Regions from separate parts of the Homo sapiens genome. Here region 1 is linked to region 2. The links are chromatin contacts, found by Hi-C or POLR2A ChIA-PET in ENCODE. All regions are on one chromosome and are shown on one strand. The core of a region is the stretch at or near the end of the contact, and the rest is flanking DNA. Distances in the headings are between cores, read along the strand shown. Region 1 has its middle 75 kb from the start of CT70. Region 2 overlaps NIPSNAP3B (nipsnap homolog 3B).

Evidence for each region. Hi-C counts contacts between places; a loop is a spot of excess contacts on that map. ChIA-PET counts read pairs that join two places held with the same protein, here RNA polymerase II (POLR2A). Pooled maps may share reads with other maps.
Region 1: a loop to region 2 is called in a pooled map, with 3 times the contacts of the local background. The contact joins two enhancer-like sites. A Hi-C loop is called at or near these places in 1 of 168 maps with a recorded cell type or tissue (CD14-positive monocyte), 2 of 37 single-sample maps with no recorded cell type and 3 of 50 pooled maps. POLR2A ChIA-PET finds 5 or more read pairs at or near these places in 1 of 52 experiments (PC-9).

The regions. Positions count from the first base shown.
Region 1 is chr9:105,063,002-105,070,143 of GRCh38, reverse strand. No RefSeq gene overlaps it. Among named protein-coding and RNA genes, the nearest start is that of CT70, 75 kb to the right of the region's middle. Within about 2 kb of position 5,508, at least 30 of the 41 ENCODE cell types and tissues checked have a DNase peak (open chromatin) inside an H3K27ac peak, as active enhancers do; they include CD14-positive monocyte, where a contact is called at or near this core.
Region 2 is chr9:104,773,640-104,780,165 of GRCh38, reverse strand. It overlaps NIPSNAP3B (nipsnap homolog 3B), which reads right to left. Exons shown (of 6, transcript NM_018376.4): 6 at 2,402-6,526. Among named protein-coding and RNA genes, the nearest start is that of NIPSNAP3B, 13 kb to the right of the region's middle. RefSeq lists an enhancer at 4,673-4,922. Within about 2 kb of position 4,730, at least 5 of the 41 ENCODE cell types and tissues checked have a DNase peak (open chromatin) inside an H3K27ac peak, as active enhancers do; they include CD14-positive monocyte, where a contact is called at or near this core.

The sequences.
Region 1 (7,142 bases), core at 4,259-6,758, 290 kb before region 2:
TTTAAGGATTTTCCCTGAAGTGCTCCCCAAGAAATGTTACCCAAGTCCTTTAGGTCTCTTTCTCTGTTTCTGCCCACTTCTCTTCTTGCTAAACTCTTGATTTTCTCTGTCTTTTCTCTACCTCATGCTATTTGCTGACTTCTAGCTTGGTTCACTTAATTGCTAATCGTGGCCTCTCCAGCCTGTCTCAAACTTGCATCCTAAGCCTCTGTAAAGTGCCTGATTTTATCTGTATTTCCCAATTTACATTTCTAAGAGTAATATTGGGTTGGTCTAGGCTTCCTTATTAGGGCAGGTCTTTCCCTGGGCTACACAGTAAGCCTCTGTCTGCCCTGGGGTCAAGTGTTCACATAGTTTTCAATCACATAGAGGTGAAGGGAGGAGTTGGGGGTTTGGAGAAAGCCAGATGGCTGCATGGTGGAGTTCAGAGCATGGCTGCCTGGAGCTAGGGGCTGCAGAAGATAGTTTCCTGTAGAGTAGACGTGGCCATGCATGTGGCAGACATGCCGTGATTGCCATATCTAGTAGACACATTGAATTTTGAGTTTTTCATTGTCTGGTTTGTAGCCTTGTCCAAATGTGTAGTTTACCGTATGAGAAAGGGAGGATCAGAGAGGTAGAGTAACCTACCCAGGGTCACACAGTAAGTGGTAGAGCAGGAATTAGGATTTAATTTAGTGTTTTTTTCTAGTATGTTACATGTAAGTATATAAAAAATTGATGGATAGCCTACTCTGGGCCAGAACTATTCCAGGCACGGGAACAAACCACACCAAAATCCTTGTCCTTGTGGACCTAATATTCTAGCGAGGAAATAACAACAGTAAAAAAAAAAAAAAAAAAATCACTAAAAAAAACAAATTATATAATATGTTAGAAGGTGACAAGTGTTATGGAGAAAATAAGAATGGGGGAATTAGGGCTGGGTGCAGTGGCTCGCACCTGTAATCCCAGCACTTGGGGAGGCCAAAGCCGGTGGATCACTTGAGGCCAGGAGTTCGAAACCAGCCTGGCCAACATGATGAAACCCCATCTCTACTAAAAATACAAAAATTAGCCAGATGTGGTGGTGCACGTCTGTAATCCCAGCTACTTGGGAGGCTGAAGCAGGAGAATTGCTTGAACCCGGAAGACAGAGGTTGCAGTGAGCTGAGATGGCACCACTACACTCAAGCCTGGGCAACAGAGTGAGACTCCATCTCAAAAAAAAAAAAAAAAAAGAGAGAGATATACCTTGTCCCCAAACAGCCTGTTTTTGGCTGGGCACGGTGGCTCACACTTGTAATTTCAACACTTTGAGGCCAAGGCGGGCTGATCACCTGAGGTCAGGAGTTCGAGACCAGCCTGGCCAACATGGTGAAACCCCATCTCTACTAATAATACAAAAATTAGCTGGAGGTGGTGTTGCATACCTGTAATCCCAGCTACTCAGGAGGTTGAGGCAGGAGAATCGCTTGAACCCTGGAAGCAGAAGTTGCAGTGAGCTGAGATCACGCCATTGCACTCCAGCCTGGACCACAAGAGCGAAACTCTGTCTCCAAAAAAAAAAAGAAAAAAAGGGGGGAGGATTAGGAGTGCTGAGGGGAATTATAATTTAAAATAGGGAGTTCAGTGTAGGTCTCAATGTGATGGTGAGAGACTGTTCACCTCACCACGCTTTAAGCTTCCTGAGAATAGACTATGCGTCTTCCTTCTCCTCCTCCTGGCCCAGTGCCTTGGCTGTGGTGAGTATGAAATAACTGTTAGTTGAACTGAACACTACAGGAATGTTCTGAAGGTTGGGGAAGACAAGAAAAGGCTTTAAGTTTATATTGGTCTCCTCTTGTGTAACTTCCCTGCCCTTTGTGAAGGGCAGCATGCTTCATGTAGCCCTCCATATTGTTAGACTCATTGCAGAAATGTGCCTTTCCACACTCCTGAGATCATTAGACCTCATGAAATGCCTTGTAAGGGCTCTTAATATGAAGCTGTGGCCAGAAATTTAATTAACAGAGAAAACACAACCTAAGCATGCAAGACAGCACGACTCAAAGTCTCATAAAAGCCCATTTCCTTGGAGGCACTGGAGCAGTGGAGAGCCTCTTCATTAGTGGTGAGCTGATAAATGTTTAACAACTGGCTCTGTAGGGCAGGGAAGGGATCATGATTTGTAGGTTTGCCCATTCCTGTGGTGTAAATACTCTATGGCTGATTCAGGTTTAAAAAATGTAATAGGACTGAGCATTTCCCTTTTCTTTTTTTTTTTTTTTTTTGAGATGGAGTCTCACTCTGTTAACCTAGGCTGGACTGCAGTGGCGTGGTCTTGGCTCACTGCAACCTCTGCCTCCCAGGTTCAAGAAATTCTCCCACCTCAGCCTCCTGAGTAGGTGGGACTACAGGCACGTGCCACCACACCCAGCTAATTTTTTTTTGTATTTTTAGTAAAGACGGGGTTTCACTATGTTGGCCAGGCTGGTCTCAAACTCCTGACCTCGTGATCCATCTGCCTCAGCCTCCCAAAGTGCTGGGATTACAGGCGTGAGCCACCATGCCCGGCCGAGCATTTCTATCACAGAGATATAATAGATATAAATCACTTTAAGAGCATAGATGGTAGTAAAATACAGTATAATAATTAGGAAGTGATGAGTTTTGAGTGTTTATTATCATTGATTTTAATATTCACTTAAGTTTATATAATTTTAATCATGGTCACATTTATTTATTTATTCATATTTTTGGTTTTTTTGAGACAGGGTCTCGCTCTGTCACCCAGGCTGGAGTACAGTGGTGTGATCTCAGCTCACTGCAACCTCCGCCTCCCAGGTTCAAGCAATTCTCCTGCCTCAGCCTCCTGAGTCGCTGGGACTACAGGCACATACCACCACGCCTGGCTAATTTTTGCATTTTTAGTAGAGACGGGGTTTTGGCACGTTGGCCAGGCTGGTCTCGAACTCCTGACCTCAGGTGATCCACCCGCCTTGGCCTCCCAAAGTGTTGGGATTACAGGCGTGAGCCACCGCGCCCAGCCTTCCATGGCCACATTTAGTAACTGGTTTGCAAACATTCTGAAAAAGTAGCAATTGGCTCTTGTGGGCCATGATCCATGACAGCTCTAGCATACCACCACTCTGGTCCTCCTCAGTGTGCACCTGTTTCTTGGCAAGGACCAGCTCATATGAATCTTGAGCTTCAAATGCAAAGGCAGCTCCATTGCTTCCTTGTCACCTAACTGGTCACATCTCCCCATGGCTGCTATCTTGTGCCTCTGCCACACGGCTTCTCCATCTTCTATGGTAAGTGGGGTTTTGCAGAGTTTCTGGGAGAGTGTCCTTCTCCAGGCTGGAGCCCCCTGTGGTGGACACAGGCTTTTATTCTTCAGTGAGGATCTTGGTCTCACATCCTTGTACTCTCCCTTAAGGTGTTCTTGCTCACTTTACCGTGAGCCACCTTGGCATATTGGGCTGTCAAGTTCCATCTGGTCAGTGAGCATTTGTGGAGTCCGTACAGTGTGCTGACTCCTCCTGTTTGTGTTTCTGGTGCCAGGTCCTGTGCTCTGACATCCATTCTCTCATTTGGCCCTTAGAGCAGCCCTGCTGGATGAGTCTTATTTTTTCAACATTTCACGTGAGGAAACTGTGGCCCAGAGACGGGAAGTAACTTGCCCACAGTCCAGCAGTCATGTCTTAAGCAAAACATTGCCTTTGATATGTAACGTGCAGGGAAACATCTTTCACCCCTCAGCTGGCTGCTGCTGGTTGTGGACTCACTTTGCTCAACTAAGGGAGGATTTGGAGTTGTTTTCTGGGAAGGCTCCACCACAGAATTGCAGCAGAGGGACATTTAGATAGAAGGGCAGAACTGGAGTTGGAGCCAGTCATGAGCCCCAGGAGCATCTGTGATTCCGTGTTATTCCTAAAGAAGGCAGAGCTGGAACTGGGGTTGGGTCTGCTCCCTGGGAACATCTATGACCCTGTCTCATTGCCTTGCACCCCTCTGTGCCTGCTGGAGCCTGGTTCCTGGCTCCTAAAGGAGAAACGCCATTTGGAGGCAAGTGTGGTCCTTCCCATTGCAGGAGCTCCTTTTTTTTTTTTTTTTTAAGATGGTGTCTCACGCTGTCGCCCAGGCTGGAGTGCAATGGCGCGATCTCGGCTCACTGCAACCTCCGCCTCCCGGGTTCAAGCAATTCTCCTGCCTCAGTCTCCCGAGTAGCTGGGATTACAGGTGCCTGCCACCATGCCCAGCTATTATTTGTATTTTTAGTAGAGAACAGGTTTCGCCATGTTGGCCAGGCTGGTCTCGAACTTCTGACCTCAGGTGATCCGTCCATCTCCTCCCAAAGTGCTGGGATTAAAGCATAAGCCACCATGCCCGGCCTGCAGGAGCTCTTAACACCTGTGCGGAGAAGGCTGGGCACCTTGCGACTGAGCAGCAGATGTGTCTCATGAAGGGAAGCCAGCTTTAGCTGTGGAGCAAATGCTGAGTGCCAGGCTGGGGAAGGTGGGACAAGAAGAAGGTGAGAATTGAAGGATCATGGAAGCCTGTTTCTCAGAAGACCTGGATTCAAGTCTAAGTTCTCCTTACTTATTAGCTTTGTGGACTTGGGTAAATCATTAAGCCTCTGAGTTGTTTGCCCCTCTGTGGAATGAGGGAGATAAGGATAGTGGCTACTGTTTGTTAAGGGCTCTCTATGAATTAGGTGCTGCAGTCAGCGTGTACTAAACATTATGTACAAGGTAATTCCCATAAAAGACTGAACCCAGTGCCAGAAACACGGTCAATGTGCACTATATGGCAGCTGTTAATGTTTTGTTGATCCTCCTAACAATCCCCTGATTAATAATAACCACAGAAATAATAATAGTTGCTAGCATTTATGGAGCACTTTGTATGCATCCAGCCATTGTTTTGAGTGCTCTAGGTGTATTAACTTATTTAATTTTCCCAGCTATCCCATGAGGTTGGTTCTATTTTTAACCTCATTGACATGTGAGAAAATTGAAGCACAATTAAGTTAAATGCATTGCCCAAGACACGTGACTAGAAATTGACAAACAGCTAGAAAGCAGAAGAGGTGTTCTTATTGTTGCCCATTTCACAAGGACAGTAACTAAGGCACAGAGAGGCTGAGCAGCGTGCCCATGGCTGGGGTCGGCAGGACTCTCCTCTGGGTTTTTGGGCAGATGAAATGATATAATGGATGGGAAATGGCTTTGTGAACTGTCCTTCCGACTGTTTCAGCCGGCAGTGAGTAAGCTTTGCATGTTCTGTTTTTTCTAATCTAGTTGCATCAGCTGGTCTGAGAGCCAGGGGCCTTTAGGAGGACCTGCCTGGACTTAGCTTGTCATTGGATAGGTGCTTTGTGTGTAGGTCCTGGACTTACATCCCCTCGGGACAGCCTAGGAGCCGTGGCTTGTCTGACTTCAAAGCCGTTGCCAGCTGGGAGGCTTTGGGAGGAGCCAGCTGGCAGCTGGCCACCATCATGTGCAGCTGGGGTTACCAGCAGTCACTCTCCGGCCTTCCCCCAACCACACTCACTGTCTCCAGTGGCTGATTCCCAGACACACCCAAGACAGCAGTCAGCCAGGCAGGGGGAAGAGCAGCTCGAGGCTCCTAATGGAGTGGCGCTAATCAGGGAAAAAGGGAGCCTCTTTTTGCTCCCTTCCCCACTATGCTTCTGGCATAACCCCTCTCCCACAGGGCTCCTCAGGCATGACATCCTAGAAATTCCTGGGTGCATTCCTTCTTCCCAGTTACGTACTTTCCAAAATGGAGTAGGTAGGGCTACTGGGTCTTTGGGGAGGGGTCAGTGTTACATGCCTCTAGGGCTCTCTCCTCACTTCACTGGGAGATCCTCCAGCAGGGGTAGGATCTCCCCTCTCCTGAGCCAGCATCGGGCAGGGCCTGGGAAGGTGTTCAGTATTGTCACGTTTCTGGAGGGAAGGCCAATTCAGCTATCGGGTTGGCACTTGGGTGCTGTGTGTGGTGATGGTGATGGTGATGGTGGCAGCTTGTGTGTGTCTGGAGGAGGGAGGAAGTTTGGTGGGGGAAGGGAACCAGAGGCAGCTGAGGCTGAAAGGGCTGAGATGCGGGGGCTCTCGCCTGCTGGTGTGGCAGGAAGGGCTTGGGCTCCATACACACATAGATGTGGCCTTGACTCCTCACCTCATCACGCACTGTCTGAATGAGGTGTTCATCTCATGCGATTCTTCCCCTGGGCCTCTTTGTTTATGAAGGGAATGGGGGAAGGTAAAAACCAGACTTCAGTTTGGTTTCTGTCTGGCAGTAATGACTAAGCTCTCTTTTTTCCTGATTAGTCTTAGGCAAATGTCTGTACAAGAATTATTTTCTTACGAGGATCACACAGTCCAGTGTAACATGAAATTCCTCCAATTAAAATGACTTTGCCTCTCCATGTTGTGAAATATTAACCTTGACATTATTGTGCTAATAGTACATGCTCCTATTCTCAGATCCTATTTTCACTTCGAAGGTACTCTGAGTCCATCAAGATGGACTAAACTTTTCTATATATCAGCTCTATGATCCCCAGGTCTTCCCTGAGAGGAGCTGGGGGTAAGATGGAGAATCTCAGTTCATCTAGCCAAAAATATTTGTTCCTTTCACTTCCCTTAAAGAATTTTACAGTTCAGGAATCACTTCCACATGCTTTATGGGAAATCTTTTTTTTTTTTTTTTTTTTTGAGATGGAGTCTCGCTCTGTCGCCCAGGCTGGAGTGCAGTGGAGCGATCTCGGATCACTGCAAGCTCCGCCTCCCAGGTTCACCCCATTCTCCTGCCTCAGCCTCCCAAGTAGCTGGGACTACAGGCGCCCGCCACCACGCCCGGCTAATTTTTTGTATTTTTAGTAGAGATGGGGTTTCACCATGTTAGCCAGGGTGGTCTCGATCTCCTGACCTCCTGATCCGCCCGTCTTGGCCTCCCAAAGTGCTGGGATTACAGGCGTGAGCCACCGTGCCCGGCCTTTTTTTTTTTGAGATGGAGTCTCACTCTGTCGCCAGGCTGGAGTGCAGTGGCACGATCTCAGCTCACTGCAACCTCCGCCTCCCGGGTTCAAGCGATTCTCCTGCTTTAGCCTCCCGAGTAGCTGGGACTACAGGGGTGCGCCACCACGCCCAGCTAATTTTTGTATTTTTAGTAGA
Region 2 (6,526 bases), core at 3,481-5,980:
GAAATCATAGAACACTGTTTCTTCGTGAACAATGACGAGGGAGAGGAAAAAACTTTATTGAAAAATAAAAAGGCAGGTAATTTAGATGAAAATATGTTACCCATGAGGTTTTGTTTTTGCTTTTTGTTTTTGTTTTTGAGAAACAGAATCTCGCTCTGTCGTCCAGGCTGGAGTGCAGCGGCATGATCTTGGCTCACTGCAACCTCCGCCTCCCGGGTTCAAGCGATTCTCCTCAGCTTCCCAAGTAGCTGGTACTACAGGCATGCGCCACCACAACCAGCTAATTTTTGTATTTTTAGTAGAGATGGGGTTTCACTATACGTTGGCCAGGCTGGTCTCAAACTCCTGACCTAAGGTGATCCTTCTGCCTTGGGCTCCCAAAGTGCTGGGATTACAGGCATGAGCCACCTTGCCTGGCCCTACCCATGAGCCTTGACTAAAACATTCTTCTATCTGTAGAAAAGCCCAAAAGAACTTTTCCAGATTCAAAAAACTTGGCACTTTGTAATGGTAATGTTTACATTAAGTAAAAAAAAAAAAAAAACCCACTTAGCTTCAGTTTTCAAGTGTTTACTGTGTTGTCATGCACTTCATTTAATTCTCAACACCTGCCCTATGAGGTAAAAAGTACCATTTTACATATGAGTAAATTACAGCTCAGTGGATAAGAAACTCGTCCAAAGGTACAGGTTCAGTCAAGTGGCAGAGGGTTCTTTTTGTTGAAGTTAGGTATCAGTTAAAATTGACCTTGTAAAATCACATCAGCATCAATATACATTAATTTAACAAATATTTATTGAACTTTACTGTATGCCAGATACTTCTCTAGGTACTAGGGGGTACAATGTAGAAGAAAATAGAATTCCTGCTCTAATGAATTTATATTTCAGTGGTGAAAGATGATGTGTGGACAAACACATCTAATGTATTTTGACAGCAATGGGTGCTAAGAAGAAAATAAGACATGGTAATTGGATAACAATGGAGAGAAGTCAGAGATGGCCTTTTCTGAGGAGTGACATGCTCAGAATCGAATAAAAAGAGCAGGAGCAGCCTTTCAAGGTGGGTGCGAAGGATATTCCCGGAAGAAAGAATAAGTGTTGCAAAAGCCCCAGTGGGAAAAAGCTTGGCAAGCTGAGGTGGTAAAAGAGCTATCTGTACTAATGTCTCTTGTACTGAGTTAGCAAGGACAAGAGTGGCAGGGGGTGGAACTGGAGAGATAGCAGGGACCACATCTCACAGGATCTCGCCAGCCTTTTTAAGGTATTTGGATTTTATTGTTAGTGCAACAAGGAGCCACTGGAGAGTTTTAAACAGTAGTGGTGTGACCTACTGTTTCAGAAAGAACACTGGCTACTATGGGAAGAAAGGACAGTAGGAAGACTAATAGATAATGGTGGATTGAACTAAGATGGTAGCAACAGATAGGGAGCTATGGTAATGTTCAGTATCCACTTTGGAGATAGATCCAGCAGGACTTGCTGACAGACTGCATGTAAGGGCTGAGGGAAAGAGAGCTAGCAAGGTGACTTCTAGTTTGTGACCTGAACTAGGTAGATGGTTGTGTTAAAAATGCAGTGGGTATTTCAGTCTGAAGCTCAGGGGCAATGATGGAAAATAAGATAAATGTGTGCAAGTTGGCTGGGCGTGGTGGTGCACGCCTATAATCACAGCACTTTGGGAGGCCGAGACGGGTGGATCACTTGAGGTCAGGCGTTTGCGACCAGCCTAACATGGTGAAACCCCATCTCTAATAAATACAAAAAAATTAGCTGGGCATGGTGGTGCATGCCTGTAATCCAAGCTACTTGGGAGGCTGAGACAAGAGAATCGCTTGCACCTGGGAGGCGGAGGTTTCAGTGAGCTGAGATCGCACCATTGCACTCCAGCCTGGGCAACAAGAGCGAAACTCCATCTAAAAAAAAAAGTGTGCAAGTTATTGGTACGTATATATTTAAGCCTCGGGACTGAATGAGATTACCTAGAGAGAATGAAGATAGGGAACATTCTTGAGCCTGAGATCCTATAACATTTAGAAGAGAAGCTAGCCAGGGAAATTGAGAGGGACTGGCCAGTGAGAGAGAGTAAAATCTGAAGAGTATAATGCCATATGTTGAAGCTCAGAGAATTATTGTTTCAGGAAGGCAGAAGTTGTCAATTATGTCCAACATTGCTGAGAAGATGAGTAAGGAATGTAAATGAGTAAAGGCAGGAATGGCTATTGAATTTGTTAAGACAGAGGTCCTTGGTGACCTTCCTAAGAGTCATTTCAGCATGACAAGGATGCAGACCTAACTGGAATAGATTTTCAGGGAAGACTGAGAGGCAAGGAAGGGGAGACTGCAAATATATGCAAATCTATATTTTTGCTTTGAAGGGAAACAGAAAACAGGACAACAGCTGGTTTACAGAACTTTTATTTGGATTCTTTCCTTGTCTGTTAATAATATAGGCTGCACCTGGGCATCATCGTGCCCTTCCTTTTTGATTCTGCTGTTTTGCTTTTAATCCTACAGGCATTTCTTCTGGCAGGAGCCTTGTACACACTCTGGGTGGTTCATGACCACCACGGACTTGCCCTTTCAAGGCAGAAGCCTGTGATTCAAAAACTTCCATTCCTTCCAATCGACTATTATAAAACTCATTTTGTCTAGTGCCCATACTCCTTTACCTTAGGATCCTGGGCCAACTGTCACTAAAGAAAACAAACCATTTCCTCCTCCTGGGGGAATGTGCTTCTTTCAAGAAGGTGCTTAGAGAATAGACATTCTAGGTGACAGCAGTTATGAAAGAGGTGTCTCTAATGAACCTAACACTTCTTCCAACATACTCCAGGTTCACCCTCCTTTGAAGACAGAAAGTACTACAACTTCAGTTGCCACCCTAGTCAGGTTCATAGGATTTACTCAGTAGGTTAAGAGATGGTGCTGAGAATGAAGTCCAGAGTTTGAGTCTACAAGTGGCATTTGCTTCTCCTTTGGGACTTCTGTGGCAGGGTGTGGAACCAAATCAGATTGGTTGCATATCTGTTTCTCTTCCTGAAAATACAATTCAAATACCTTCATAGTCTGTGACAGCAACTTATAACCAACAGACAATGGTATTATTTTTATTTATTGATGGCACTCCCCCATAGCCAGAACTTCTACTGAGTCATTCATCGTGTATTCCAGGAATACTTTCCAAATGGAGTAGTGAGGCACTTCCAATAACAGTTATGTAATCTGTTAACAGTGGCTCAAAATGACATGTGAAGGAATGATGTACTTCTTTTTTCAGACTCACAGATCTCATATGTTAATTCAGTCAACAAGTACTTAGGGCTTATCACATGCCAGGCACAGGTAATATGACAATAATGAAAACAAAAACCCTTGCTGTCATAGAATTCGGTTTCTAGTGGGAAGAGACATACATTAACAAATCATATATAAGTAAAACATTAATTATGGTGATAACAGAAAAAGAAAGCAGGGGAGAGGGATAGTGTCTTAGTTCAGGTTGCTGTAACAAGAGTACCATAGACAGGGTGGCTTAAACAACAAACATTTCTTTCTCACAGATCTAGTGGCTGGGAAGTCTAAGACCAGGGTGCCAGCATGAAGAAGTTCTGGTGAAGGCTTACATTCTGGTTTCCTCACAGTGAGGGCTCTTCACGCCCTTATAAATGCACTAATTCTATTACCCACATGACCTCATCTAAAACTAACTCACAAAGGCCAAACCTCCTATGTTGAGATTAAGGCTTCAACATAGGAATTTTGGGGGGACAAAAACATTCAGTCTCTAGCAGATAGGGGCCACTGTGGGAGGGGATTACAATCTTAAATAGGGTTGTCAGGGAAGGCTTCATGAGGGCAAAGACCTGAGGAGGCATGGAAATGATCCACGCAGATGCATGTCTGGGGAAGAGCATTCCAGGCAGAGGCAGTGGGAATGGACCCTCAGGTAAGAGCATGTTTAGCAAGTTCAGAGAAAAGCCTCTTAGGTCAGGTCTGGAGCGAGAGTGGAAAATGTAACAGGACAGATCATGTAAAGACTTGTAGACCACAGTTAGAGGCTTGGACAATAACTCTGAGGATGACATGAAGGTATTGGGAGGGGGTGTTGAGCAGAGGAGTGATATGATCTGGTTTATATTTTAGATTATTCTGACTGCTATGTTGAAAATAGGGTTGAGAGCAGAGGGGAAGGGCAGCACACCAGTTAAGACCACTTCCCAAAAATCCAGATGATGATGGGCTTGAACCAGGAGAGTTGCTATAGGGATGTGAAGCAATCAAATTCTAGATATTTGGGACCTGCTGACAGGTACATAATGGTGTATGAGAGAAAAGGCAGTGTGAGAATGACTCTGAAGTCTGTGGCCTGAGCAAAACAGAAACCTGGAGTTGCCAATAGCTGAGATAAAGTTTCTGGTTAAAGATCAAGAGCTCAGTTTTGGACAAGAGGGGTGTGAGATTTCTAATAGACATTCAGGTGGAGGTGTGGGGAACACACCTGGATGTGATGAGCCTGGAATTCAAATTCACATGTGTGAATTTGAAAAAAGATTCAGAAAAGAGGTGTGGACTGGAGGAGCTATCCACACACAGATAGCATTTGAAGCCACAAGACTGGGGGTGATGACGCAGGGAGTAAGTATAAATAGAAAAGAGAAGTGGTCCAAGGACTCAGTCCTTACATCAGAGGTCAAAGAGACAAGATGGAGACTAGGAGATATGAAGGCTTGTGCAGTGAGTGTTTCGGAGAAACGAAGAAACTTCCCAGAAGAAAGGAGAGGTCAACTGCTAACAAGTCAAGTGAAATGAGAACTGGGAAATGAGTTGACAAGAGCAATTTGGCTGGCGTGATCAGAGAATGTTTAAGAGATAATGTGAGGGAAGAAAATGGAGGCAGGAAGTATGAACTACTCTTTTGAGTCATATTGTAAAGGAAAAAAATGGGGTGATTTTACTCTTTTTTTTTTTTAAAGATAGGAAAAAAAAGTATATTTATATGCTGAGGAGAAGAATCCAGTTGAAGGGGAATACTGTGGCTTCAGGAGACAGGAAAACTGCCTAAGCCACATCCTTCAGCAAGTGAGTGTTCAAGTGGAGGGTTTGTCTTTGCTTGGGGCACGGGCGGTTCATCCACAGTGAAAGGAGAGAAGGCAGGGCATGTGGGGTTGGCTGTAGAAAGCGGGCAGACGGGGTGGGAACTTATGAAGACTCTTCTGATTGTTATTTTCTCTGTTAAGTAAAAGGAAAGGTCATTGGCTAAGAATGAAGATGGACGCGCAGGTGCTGGGAGTCATCGAAGAGAATGAAAGAATGAATAAAATAGAGAAAAATACAATGCTATTATATAAACCTATACATTTAAATTACTTTCCTCTTCAAATTAGACCCCCTGGAAGGCAAATCTCTGTCATGTTAAGTTTTAGGAAAAGTCATAATCTACTTGGAGCTAAGTATGAAGAATAAGGTATATGATTTAAACCACATAATTCTATTTTTGCTTAAACCGGGGAAGCCTTTAAGGTAACGTAGAGTGTACCCATTAAAAAAGATAAAAATGTCAGCTTCCCCTTCCCTTTAAATATAGTAAGGCTCAAAGGTAATTGATGTTCATAACCCTAAGGTACTATAACAGTCTGAAGCAAAATATTAAATGTCTTCTGTAGTATTTTAGTTAACTTTTAATTTTATTGGTAATTTATGTGTAGTTAACCACATACTTGTGCCTCAACTATTTCACATAAATGTGAGATGTCTTAGGCCTCTTTGAACTCTGCATGGAAAAGAATGCTGAGGAGGTATGTCTGTTTAAGCTGCCACTGCCTGCCTCTCATAAATAATATCTCACATTGCATAATAGCCCAGATAAACTGCAGATCGCTTAGAGCCTGATAAATGAGAGGAAACTGTACAGTTTGTTTTCCAAATTGCCCTTGGACAGCTAATTCACAATTTACTATTTTATAGCTGTAAGATTTTAAAAATATAAAATAACATAGCTGTAAATACAGATTATCAGAAGATAGTCTGTAAAAATGTAAATATAATATAGCTGTAAATATACACTATCGGAAGTACCAAATCTAGTTTTAGTAGGTAGAGGCATCAAGTAAAATGGAAATGAAAGATGTTTCAAGGAAAACTCCAGGACATCTGTGGCAGTACTAAAGAAACCTTCCTTCTCAGGTTCCCAGCATGCTATTTTATTGATGTAACAACATTTTCAATAAAGTTGGTAAATTATCACTATATTACTGTCTTATAGCAACATAGCAAGAGCTTTAGAGATCATATAAGTATAAAATGTGAATTTAAAAAAACAATGAATATGCAGGATTTTTATTAGGGCAAGCGTTTCCATAACCATAAATATTTCTTTAAAACAAATAAATGTCCCAAGATCTCTGTTAGTGATCCAAACTAAGTAGAAATTAGTAAAATTAATTATAAATGAACAATTTCAGCATATAAACCAACAAGTCTTTTCTAGATTTTTAACACTGTGACCCAATTGCATTATTTTCCAA